Linked DNA regions of Homo sapiens: regions 1 and 2 are each linked to region 3. A link is a contact called in ENCODE Hi-C or POLR2A ChIA-PET data. All regions are on one chromosome and are shown on one strand. The core of a region is the stretch at or near the end of the contact, and the rest is flanking DNA. Distances in the headings are between cores, read along the strand shown. Region 1 holds the start of ABHD12 (abhydrolase domain containing 12, lysophospholipase). Region 2 holds the start of APMAP (adipocyte plasma membrane associated protein). Region 3 holds the start of CST3 (cystatin C).

Region 1 (3,546 bases), core at 932-3,431, 1.8 Mb before region 3:
TTCCATAGTATGTTTGTTTGTTTATTTTGAGATGGAGTCCTGCTCTGTCACCCAGGCTAGAGTGCAGTGGTGCAATCTCGGCTCACTGCAACCTCCGAATCCCAGCATCCCGGGTTCAAGCAATTCTCCTGCCTCAGCCTCCCAAGTAGATGGGATTACAGGCGTGCGCCACCACACCCAGCTAATTTTTTTGTTTGTTTGTTTTTGAGAGGAGTCTCCCTCTGTCGCCAGGCTGGAGTGCAGTGGCACAATTTCGGCTCACCACAACCTCCGACTCCCTGGTTCAAGCGATTCTCCTGCCTCAGCTTCCCAAGTAGCTGGGAATACAGGCACGCGCCACCATGCCCAGCTAATTTTTTTTTTTTTTTTTGAGACAGAAGTTTGCTTTTGTCCCCAAGACTGGGGTGCAATGGTGTGATCTCAGCTCACTGCAACCTCCGCCTCCCAAGTTCAAGCGATTCTCCTGCCTCAGCCTCCCAATTAGCTGGGATTATAGGGTTGTGCCACCATACCTGGCTAATTTTTGTGTTTTTAGTAGAGACGGGGTTTCACTACATTGGCCAGGATAGCCTCAATCTCCTGACCTCGTGATCCGCCCGCCTCGGCCTCCCAAAGTGCTGGGCTCACAGGCGTGAGACACCTCGCCCAGCCTTTTTTTTTTTTTTTTTTTTAAACAGAGTCTTGCTCTGTCACCCAGGCTTGTGCCACCACACCCGGCTAATTTTTGTATTTTTAGTAGAGACGGAGTTTCACCATGCTGGCCAGGCTGATCTGGCCTCCATCTCCTGTGCTTAAATGATCCACCCACCTCCGCCTCCCAAAGTGCTGAGATTACAGGCATGAGCCACTGAGCTCGGCCCATAATGTTTTTAAAAAGTATATCTGGAGATATTGACACAATTATGAATGCAGGCTGTAACACTTAGTAATATGGTCAATAAATTATTTTGCAATTTCAAAGTATCATTACAAAACTAATTTAAAAAGCAGCCGGGCGCGGTGGCTCATGCCTGTAATCCCAGCACTTTGGGAGGCCGAGGCGGGCGGATCACGGGATCGAGAGATCGAGACCATCCTGGCTACACAGTGAAACCCTGTCTCTACTAAAAATACAAAAAAATTAGCCGGGCATGGTAGCCGGCGCCTGTAGTCCCAGCTACTTGGGAGGCTGAGGCAGGAGACTGGCGTGAACCTGGGAGGCGGAGTTTGCAGTGAGCCGAGATCGCGCCACTGCACTCCAGCCTGGGCGAGAGCGAGACTCCGTCTCAAAAAAAAAAAAAAAAAAAAAGAAAAAACTAATATAAAAAGCTGTTGAATTTCTAAACGCATTTCCAATTGACCTTTATCAATTGCCAATAGTTTTCAAAGTGACAAATGCTGAAATTTCTAACGTTACTTTGGAATAAGCAAATATCTCTCTTTGTTATAGATCATCTGTAAAACTAATGCCATATTGAAGAAAGCCAAAGTTATAAAACTAAATTTGTGAAACAGCCCTTTATTCTTTCCTTTTCTCTTTCTAGGATGGGTTGAATTAGTACTAAATTTGGGTTTCATAAGGGCGAATTTATCTTTGAAATGGATTTTCCTCCCATCAGGTAGTCTTAATTGCTTTATAAAAATCTAAAATCTAACACAGGTTTTTAAAAAGTAAATTTTTCAAGCAGTTCATTTCCTGATGTTCGGCCCAAAAGTAAACACTGAGTATATACATTTACTTCAAATTAAAAACTGACGACCGGAAAGCATACTTTTAAAGGTAATGTCCTTGTGGAAAAAGAATTAAGAATCACGAGAACGGAACTGCTATTTGCTACCTCTGGTTTTCCGTTCACAGAAGCACGAGGAGCCCAGCGCTGCGGCTCTGCCTCGCTGGGCCACCCCTTTCGGGCACGACCGGGAGCGGGTGCTCCTCACACCGAGCGCCCGGGCGAGCACAGCTGCAGCCTGCGGATGGAGCCCAGAGCCCTGCCCTGCAGATGACGCGCCGCTGCAGCTTCGCCCACCCTCCCACAAAATGGCTGCGGGTGGCGCCAGGGATGCTGGGCGCGCGCTCCTTGGAACTAGAGAGGAGGTGGCCGGGGCGGGGCCGGGGGAGGGGGGTAGGGCAGAGCCGGCGGGAGCCCGGCGCTGATTGGCCGGCCTGGCTGGCGGGCCCCCGCCGCTGGTTCGTAGCCGGCGCAGCGGCCTGGGCTGGGATGTGAGGAGCGGCGGGTTCCGGGCTCCGGGCTCTGGGTGGCGGCGGCTGTGAGCGGCGGCACTGCGGCGCAGGCCAGCGGGCGCCGTCGGCGGCTGGCCCTGTCGGCCGCGGGATGAGGAAGCGGACCGAGCCCGTCGCCTTGGAGCATGAGCGCTGCGCCGCCGCGGGCTCGTCCTCCTCCGGCTCGGCCGCCGCGGCGCTGGACGCCGACTGCCGCCTGAAGCAGAACCTACGCCTGACGGGCCCGGCGGCGGCTGAGCCGCGCTGCGCAGCCGACGCGGGAATGAAGCGGGCGCTGGGCAGGTGAGGCTTCGCGCGGAGCGGGGGGGGGGGGGGGGCCGGTCCCTCACTTTGCGCAGGTGCGTCCCGCAGGGGGCCGCGGTACCTCCCAGCCCCTCCCAGAGTGGCCGTCCGCCCGATCCGCGGCCGCCCCCGTCCGCGCCTGTGTCCCGCATTTGGCCCGCGGCAGCCCCACCCCCGCTCCCTTCCCCAGGCACCGCGGCGGGAGCGCCCTGCCCTGCCGCTGACCCCCTGTGTCCTGCTCCGGCCCTCTCGCCAGGCACTCCTGGCCTAGCCTTGCACCCCGACCCTTTCCCGGGGAAGCCGGGGGGACCCTTACGCTGGGGGCTTGGCGCCGCCCGAAGTCATGACCCCGCGTGGGAGAGCAGGGTAGGGGGTGGGGAGTCCTTGGAAGATCCCTGGACGCCAGGCACAGCAGAGGCGGGAGGCAGAGGGGCCGGCGCCAGACCCTGAGAGCGCTGGGGCCCACTCGGACCTCCTCCTCCTGCTCTGCATCAGGCCCCACACCGAGCGCCCGGGCGGGCGCCCCTCGGGCTGGGCTGCGTGCGCGGAGCCTTACTGGCGCCTTGGGCCCTCGGCGGCTCTCCCCGGTAACTAGGGTCGGGGGCGTGCGTCGCTCAGAACTCGGGGACCTTTGGGGAAGGGCTCAGTGGGCGGCGGGGTGCTAGGGGAAGGAGGGACTCGGAGCATCGCAGCCGTCGGAGGGAAACCTGCCCTTCGCTCTGCTGGTGATGGTTCGTGGTACTTGAAATCTGTCCGCACAAGTTCGCCTCCTTGGGAATCATCTCGCAGTCCTGAGTCGTTTGGTTATTGGCGTTCAATAACCTTTGGGTTATTGGGTAGAAGATGAATGCGTTTATATAAAGCCACTTTCAAAACTGAGATGGGAACGTGTTTCATAGGGACAGATTTCTCCTCCCATCTGCTGGTTTCCTAATTATCTGGCTGTTGTAGAACGTAGCATTCCTGACAGCTTTGAAGCCTTGCTACTTCGTGGTGGTTTGAAGAAGTTACTATATGATGATCTCAGGCGTTGTAGCAGAGGC
Region 2 (3,647 bases), core at 867-3,366, 1.4 Mb before region 3:
CCAACAACTGGCATCAGCACGATGAGAAACAAAGTCGGTCTGGTTGGAAGGTGGGGTGGGAGAACTGATAACTGAAACAAATACAACAAGCAAAGCGTGCTTCACCGTGACTTGAAAACAGAAAAACTGTACTGAACCCGTGCTATGCAGCACAAATGATCTAGCTCAGACCACTGTAACACCAACTACCTACGTGCTTCATGATAAGCCCACGAGCTGACCTCCTGATAACTCCGAATGGACTTACATGTCCCAGAGCTAAGGCCACGGTTCCTCCAGTGACTCCCGTTGTTAACGGATTCTGACCAACCCTGGGCAAGACTATCGATGGACTAACTCCAGCCCCCAAACCCCACAAGGAGTCTCCCATGACTCCCCCATTTTGAGGAACCTCACCGGTCCTCTGGTGCATTTCTTTGCTGCAGCAAGTTCAGTAAACCCAACTTACTGCCATTATTTTTCTTCTGAATGTGTCCCTGGGTGTTTGCAGTGCGTGGGCTTTAACACTGGGCATGGAACACAAATAGCTCCAATGCAGTGAGTTCAATGTTATGGCTGGGACATGTTTAAAGTGCCTTGAAGACAAAGAGGAAGATGTTCTGCTTGGGAAACTGGGAGAAGAATTTTCAGCAAGGATACTTGAAGTGGGTCCTGAATGATAAAAATAATTGGCCAAGTGGAGGTGAAGGAGAGTGTATCACAGGAAGAAGGAACCTCAAGGACAAAGGCAGCCAGGCATGAGATTAGACATGTTAAGCCATCCTGAATGTCTGAAATGGGGGGTGGGGAGCAAGAGGGATAGTCCAGACAGGCAGGAAGGCGTGAGATCATACAGTACTTTGTTAACACTATCCCTGATTTAATAGCTGTATTGGCTATTCTCAATGACACAGAATGAAGTAAAATGTTGTCGAGGCCTGAATTATTACCTGGGATCTCTGGAGAACTGGATTTGCACAGCTCTCCACTTCCCTCAAGCTGGTTCTTCCGCTCTTTGAATGAATAAATAAAAAGCATTCACATGGAATTCTAGTGCCATCTAGCATTTAAAAAGGTAAAAGCCTCCAAGAGGAAATTATTTCTTAACACTGCATTTTGAACATGGCTTTTCCAGAGATAATTCCTCGTGCCACTGGTAACGGGCTTTGATTTCTTCTGCCTGTCACTTCCTCCAGATTCGATTCCTCTTTGAATCTCAAATGCTCTCACAAGATTCAGCTCTTCCCTTTTGAAGCAATTATTACGTTTGATAATTTTACGTCTATTTTATGATGATGATCTGATTAAAGTCATCTTTCCCACTAGTTTAATTTCTATAAGGAGGGGCCTTGTCTGTGATTTGCCCACCATCGTCTCCCAGCACCTGGGAACATTTCTGGTTTCCTGCAATACTGTTGAAAGAACAATGCCTCTCTATGCTTTCTTAAACTTTGTTAGTGATAATTTCTACTTCTACCTGGACTTTACTTAAGGGTAATCCTTAATAAACTTTATCAAAACTTAATAAACTTTATCAAAACTTAATAAACTTTATCAAATGTCTGTTGTAATCGTCACAAAAAGATTTAATACTCAACATCTGGCCTTAACCAGAGGGAAACATTTTCTAGCCCAAGTTTTCCCCTTAACCGGCTGAGTCGGGGAAGGATGTAATTTTCAGGCAGAGGTGACTTCGTTCCAAGGGTGTGAATGCATTATTTTTGACGCTGCCTGTAAGAGCAGGGTCGCTGACACTGAATAAACAGCGCTATCCTCTCCAACGATAAAAGTGGCCAACATCTCGTGCTAGCAATTCCCAAGTGCGTCATGAGCATCCCCGTCCTCAGAAACGTGAGACGAAGGCGGCATGCGCAGGCACTGGGCTAGACGAGCCCGAGGTTGAACCACTCGCGTTCTGGGCCCCGGAGTCCGAGACAGGCGGGGACCCCGGCAGCTCCCGGTGCTATCTCTGAGCGGGTTCCGAGCCCCACTTCCGGGCGGTCAGAATTAGCCTCAGAGCGCCGAGCAACGACGCGCCGGGGACCTCCCGCCCATGAGGCCGGAAGGGGCGGGGAGAACGCTGCGGAATGGTCCCTGGGCGCAACGTCATTTCCGCGTACGGGGGAGGGCGGGCCTGGAGTCTGAGCCGGCGCCGCTCAGTGTGAGGTGGTTTCTGCGGGTGAGGCTGGCGCCCGTACCATGAGCGAGGCGGACGGGCTGCGACAGCGCCGGCCCCTGCGGCCGCAGGTCGTCACAGACGATGATGGCCAGGCCCCGGAGGCTAAGGACGGCAGGTAGGGCGGACTCCCAGACTGGGCGCTGGAGCCGGGCCGCTAGGAGTGGAGGGCGACCCTCTTGGACAGCGGCGACGGCAGTAACAGTAACCTGGGGATGCGGTGCCGAGCGCGTTGTCAGAGTCCTCTCGTTTCATCCCCAAGAAAAACTCATTTTTCCGAGGAAGCAGGCTCCGACAAGGCGGATGTACCTGCCAGGTCTTTCAGGTTCGGGTGCACCCTGCGCCCAGTCGCCGCGTTGTCCTCGGCTCTCCGGACCCGAGACCGCCTCGCGCCGCTCCTTTGCCTTCCCTCCCTCACTCCTGCCCCACCCTGCATAGCGGTTGCTTCCTCGCCTTTCCCTCGCTCCCCTCGCGCTGTCCTTCCTTTGGCTTAAATGATCCCCCTGAGCACAGCTACTTGGCCGGGGCCCTGCGTGTTCCTGGTTCCCCGCTCGCAATTTCCCGAAGGGAGGAGGTCCCACGAGATGCTGGGGTCCTGCCTCGTTATCCGGCGAAGAGATGGCTTCTACACTTGCTCTTCTGCACCTGCCCCCCTCACGCTGCGTGACCAGTCCTCACCGCGGTTCTTGGAAAGAGTGGAGAACAGTAGTGACATTGTAGGCAATTTTTGTGAGAATTCAGCCTGGCAGTTTTTCCTGATAGGGATGGAGAAACATAGGAAACTGTAGTTGTTGACACCTAAGAAATATCAGGTTTTGCCCTTTGCCTCCTCTCCCATCTTTCAGAATATAAGAATGCTGTGTTTTGTTAGCTAAAAACTGAATCATGATTCGTAAGCATAGATTTCAATATAAGATACTTAAAATTCACTTTTCAATTCTGTGTCCTGAATTTCATAACTTTTAAGTTTCAGGGAGAATCAAGAGGCCCCATAGACCAAGCTTGAAGTTGTGGGACTGATTGACTTATATTTGATAGAAATACTGGAAATATTTGTTCATCAGTAGTGTGCCAAGAGGTGGTGGGGTACATATGAATGAGAGGCAGTTTTTGCCCCTGTAGACTGAGTTTATTGACTGATGATAAGAGGAACACATTTGAAGGAGAGCGATGGCAGGAAGGAGCATTTAGGCTCTAGAGAGGCAATTTAGAGAGAAGACTTTGCGGTGATAGTTGACTCCTTGGGCCAGTGAAAAGATCGGGAAGATGCTCCCATATATCCTGACCAACCATCCTGCGTTGCCCTGGACTGGGGTTTCCAAGGATGTAGAACTTTCAGTGCTAAACCTGGGCAAACTGGGACAATCTGATCACCCTACTTACTGTGAATATTGTGAATTAATCATCTGTTGATGATTGAGGAGCCATTTAGAATGGACATGCAAGAATTGGCAACACTTTCCTACAGAAATCTTGAAAACAAGGCATTTTT
Region 3 (4,129 bases), core at 1,481-3,980:
ATGAGTAATATTGTTCCCGCTGCCGGGTTCCTGCTGATCCAGCCCCAGCCATGGCGGAGCCCCAGGATCACAGCAGGTCTGGGCTGACCCTGGCTGACCCTCACCTCCACCACTCCCAGGAGAGTCCTCTGGGTGCCCTGCAAAGGCCCAGAGTTTTCTGGTGTTTCTGGCAAAGCTGCCACCTCGCCATAAGGGCATTTGCCACAGGGTCACCTTCAGGCATGGAGGGTGGGGTTGAGAGAACAAAGGGAGCAGCTGTCTGTTCAGAGCCTCCTTTCCACCCTCGCCACTCCTGGAGTCACATTCCAGCCCAGGTCCGCAGCATCCCAAGCTGGGGACTTTGTCACCCCACAGGGCACCCAGCTGATCAGGTCCTCTCAGTCTGGGGAGAAGAACTCACAATCCTGGCAATGAAGGAACTCAGGGCCCACTGGAAAGCCACACTGAGCAAAGGACAAAGACACACCCAGGCTTGCTCTGCAGGACTCCATTTCTGGGAAGCTCAAGGACAGGCGACAAACGAGTCTATAGGGCAGGATGGGGGCTGCCAGGGCAGGATGGGCATGAGGGTGAGCTGCAGAGGCAGGAGGACACACCGTCTGGGGCAAGGCAGATGTCACAGGTCTGGACAAAGTGGTAACACGGGTATATGCGTTAATGAAATCCCCCAGATTAGACATTTTGTTGTCTATAAATTCTACCTCACTCACAGTGATGTTCTAAACTCAGGTGAGTTTTCCAAGCAGTGCAGAGGACCAGCGCCAGCAGCATGACGCCCAGAGGGGAGGAGCAAGAGACACCCGTGGGCTCCCACATTCATCCTGTGGCTGCTGCTCCCTCTCCTGACACCCCCACTGCCTGCCAATGGGTCTCACTGCACCTTCCACCCGGCCCCACCCACAGTTACCATGAGACTCCAGATCGTTCCCTTCCCTGCTCACACTCCCTCCAGGAGCTTCCTCTTCCTGGAGCAGGCATGCCCAGCCCCGCCTCAGGGCCTTTGCACTGGCCCTTCCCGCTGCCTGGGGCTGTTTCCTGTCTAGGCAGGGCTTCTCACCTTTCCAGTCTCATAGAGTCCTCCCTGACCAGGTCCAGTGGCATCATCTCTCTCTATCCCATACTCTCACTTCCAACAGAGAGACTAATTTCCTGATATTAATTATTGATCACTATTCGCCATCCTCCCACACACCCTAATGCTGGGCTGTGCAGTGCCACAGCCACCAGCCACATGTGGCCACAGGGTGCTTGAAATGGGGCCAGTACAATTGACACCCACATACACAGGGAATTTCAAAGACTCAGTACACACACCCAAAATAAAATAACCTATGTTATTAATGATTCTTCTTATGTGTTGAAATAATATTTTGGATATATTAGGTTAAGTAAGAAATATTATAAACATTACCTTCACCTGTTTCTTTTTTACTTTTTGAAATGTGTCTCCCAGAAAGTTTTAAATTGCTCCTGGGTTCGTGTCACATTTCTGTCTGGCAGCAGCCCTGCAATGTAGTGTCCATGGCTCGGTCACCCAGGCTCCGTCTCTAGCTCCTAGACTACCTGGTGCAGGGGGAAGCTGGTGAAAAGTCTGTTTACTGAATAATGAGTTGTGAAAGGAGAACCCAGAGTTTTTTACTCAAATAAAGGTTAATTCTTCTGTTTGAAAAGTTCCCTAGCACAGGGCATGGCCTGAGTCTCCTGTGGCCTCTGGAATCACACCTCTGCCTTAGTGATTTCTAGACCTTGACCAAATGCTCACGGATACTCAGGACCTCTGAAGACTCCGGAAGGCCGAGACCTCTATCTTTCCCTTTTCTGAGGAAATGAAGCTAGGGGGTCGTATGCTTTTAGGGCCCAGGGGGCCTTGACACCTCTCTGGAGGGCAGGGTGACCTAAGCTTGGGAGGAGGGACAGGTCTTTGGGAAGAGATGGAGCTGAGGGGGTGGAGTGGGTAGAAGGGGGGCATAGGTGTGGAAGGGGTGGGGGAAGAGGGGCCAGGAGTGGGGTGAGAAGAGGGGAAAGAAGAGGATAGGAGGGACAGGGACAGGGAGAGGCCAGGAATGGGTAGGAAGGGAAGACAGAGGAGGGGCGGGACGAGGGAGGGGCGATGAAGAGGGGCCGAGCTGGGGTGGGGGCGAAGTGGGAGCAAGGACAGGAGTGGAGGAGGGAGATGAGGGGCATGGGAGGCGGTGTCTGGGGGTTGAAAGGGGAAAGGGACAGAGGAGAAGGAGCCTGAAGAGTGGCGGCATGGAGGGGCCCGAAGTGGGGAGGTGGGAATGGTCGGATGGATGGGGAGGAATGGGGAGGATAGGAGAGGCAGGGGAGGCTGGAAGACAGTAGGAGAGGAGGGGGAGGGGAGGGGAGGGGATGGATGGGAATGGATAGGGAAGGCCAGGGAGACTGGGGGGCCAGGGGAGGAGGGGAGGGAGAGGGGAGGCGGGAAGGGAGAGGAGAGGCCGGGAGGGGCTGGGAGGGGAGGGAAGGGGATGGATGGGGAAGGACAGGGAAGCCTGGAGGGGCAGGGGAGGCTGGGATGGGAGGAGACTGATAGGGAGGGACCTGGAGGCGGGGAGAGGCAGGGGAGGCGGGGAGAGGCAGGGGAGGCGGGGAGGGAGAAGGGAGGTGGGAGGGACGAGGCGTTCCGGAAAAGGGAGTGCAGGCCGCGGTGGGGTGGGGCGGCGAAGGCCGGAAGGGATAAAACCGCAGTCGCCGGCCTCGCGGGGCTCACGGCCTCGCCTCGGTATCGCAGCGGGTCCTCTCTATCTAGCTCCAGCCTCTCGCCTGCGCCCCACTCCCCGCGTCCCGCGTCCTAGCCGACCATGGCCGGGCCCCTGCGCGCCCCGCTGCTCCTGCTGGCCATCCTGGCCGTGGCCCTGGCCGTGAGCCCCGCGGCCGGCTCCAGTCCCGGCAAGCCGCCGCGCCTAGTGGGAGGCCCCATGGACGCCAGCGTGGAGGAGGAGGGTGTGCGGCGTGCACTGGACTTTGCCGTCGGCGAGTACAACAAAGCCAGCAACGACATGTACCACAGCCGCGCGCTGCAGGTGGTGCGCGCCCGCAAGCAGGTGCGTGCCGCCCCCCGCAGGGTCCGAAGCCCCGGCCCCGCCGTCCCAGCCTCCCCCCGCGCTGCTCCCGGACCCCGTGCTGCTCCTCTCCGGCGCCTGGGCTTCTCACCCGGACCCTGTTCCCGGTCTTCGCTGTCACCCCCGAGCCCTTGGCGGGCGTGTCCGGGAATGCCCTGAGTCTGGCCTGGCCTGGAACCGCACGGACACGTCAGGTCCGCGCCCGGCGCCTAAGATCAGCTTCCAGGAGCCAGCTCGAGCTGCGCCGCAGCGCGGGGGCAGGCACAGGACGTCCCACACAGCTCTGTCCCGACCTCCTGGGACGCTGGGCTCCGGGTGCGCTGCTGAATACGCAGGAGAAGGAAAAACAGAGCCCCTCATCTGGCTGCCTCCTTGTTCTTCCACCAAATAATTTTTAAGCACTTTTGTTTCTTTTAACTTTTTATTCTCCCGTAATTTCAGACTTACAGAGCAGCTGCAAAATAGCACAGGGCATCCCTGTAGATCTTTCACCCAGATCCCTCAGATGTTAGCACAGATGTTAACATTTTGCCCTGTTTGTTCCCCCCAGCTCACTTTCCGAATGTGAATATGGGTGTGTGTATATGTACTGTATATGCATTTTTTGCCTGAATCTTTTGAAAGTAAACACTTCAGTGTGTTTTTCCTAAAAACAAGGGCAATATCGCACATAATCACTATTCCATTTTGAAAATCAGCACTGACACATTCATGATCTAATGCTCAGACTCATTCAGCTTTCCCTGTCTGTTGACGGCCTTCGTGCCCTAGGACGCTCCTGGGCCATGAGTGCATGAGTTCAGCCCTGTCCTGTCCCCTCGGCCTCTTTTAACCTGCAGCAGCAGCTGGGTCTGTGCCACGACCGTGCCATTTCCCAGGGTCTAGCAGGTGTGGATGGAGACTATGCTGACTCTGGGTGGGCTTGATGCTGCTCAAGATGAGATCTAGGCCATGCGGCTCATCCTCCTCCCAGAATACTCTCCGCAGGGGCCACACGTGAGCCTGGCACCTTGTCCTGCAGAGCCCTGCTTCCCTCCCCAAGTCAC

The links. A loop is a pair of places that touch in the nucleus more often than their neighbours do. ChIA-PET counts read pairs that join two places held with the same protein, here RNA polymerase II (POLR2A). Pooled maps may share reads with other maps.
Region 1: a pooled map shows a loop between it and region 3 (4-fold over the local background). The contact joins the promoter of ABHD12 here to the promoter of CST3 in region 3. A Hi-C loop is called at or near these places in 7 of 50 pooled maps. POLR2A ChIA-PET finds 5 or more read pairs at or near these places in 2 of 52 experiments (HepG2 and PC-9).
Region 2: a loop to region 3 is called in a map of gastrocnemius medialis, with 6 times the contacts of the local background. The contact joins the promoter of APMAP here to the promoter of CST3 in region 3. A Hi-C loop is called at or near these places in 2 of 168 maps with a recorded cell type or tissue (ascending aorta and gastrocnemius medialis) and 9 of 50 pooled maps.

The regions. Positions count from the first base shown.
Region 1 is chr20:25,389,470-25,393,015 of GRCh38, reverse strand. It overlaps ABHD12 (abhydrolase domain containing 12, lysophospholipase), which reads left to right and starts at 2,181. Exons shown (of 13, transcript NM_001042472.3): 1 at 2,181-2,503. The coding sequence starts at 2,313. RefSeq lists silencers at 2,052-2,471, 2,512-2,561, 2,602-2,761, 2,932-3,091.
Region 2 is chr20:24,991,220-24,994,866 of GRCh38, reverse strand. It overlaps APMAP (adipocyte plasma membrane associated protein), which reads left to right and starts at 2,116. Exons shown (of 9, transcript NM_020531.3): 1 at 2,116-2,273. The coding sequence starts at 2,179. RefSeq lists enhancers at 1,562-2,062, 1,975-2,214, 2,345-2,424, 2,445-2,504, 2,063-2,563.
Region 3 is chr20:23,636,556-23,640,684 of GRCh38, reverse strand. CST3 (cystatin C) reads left to right here and starts at 2,730. Exons shown (of 3, transcript NM_000099.4): 1 at 2,730-3,065. The coding sequence starts at 2,823. RefSeq lists silencers at 2,576-2,915, 2,946-3,195.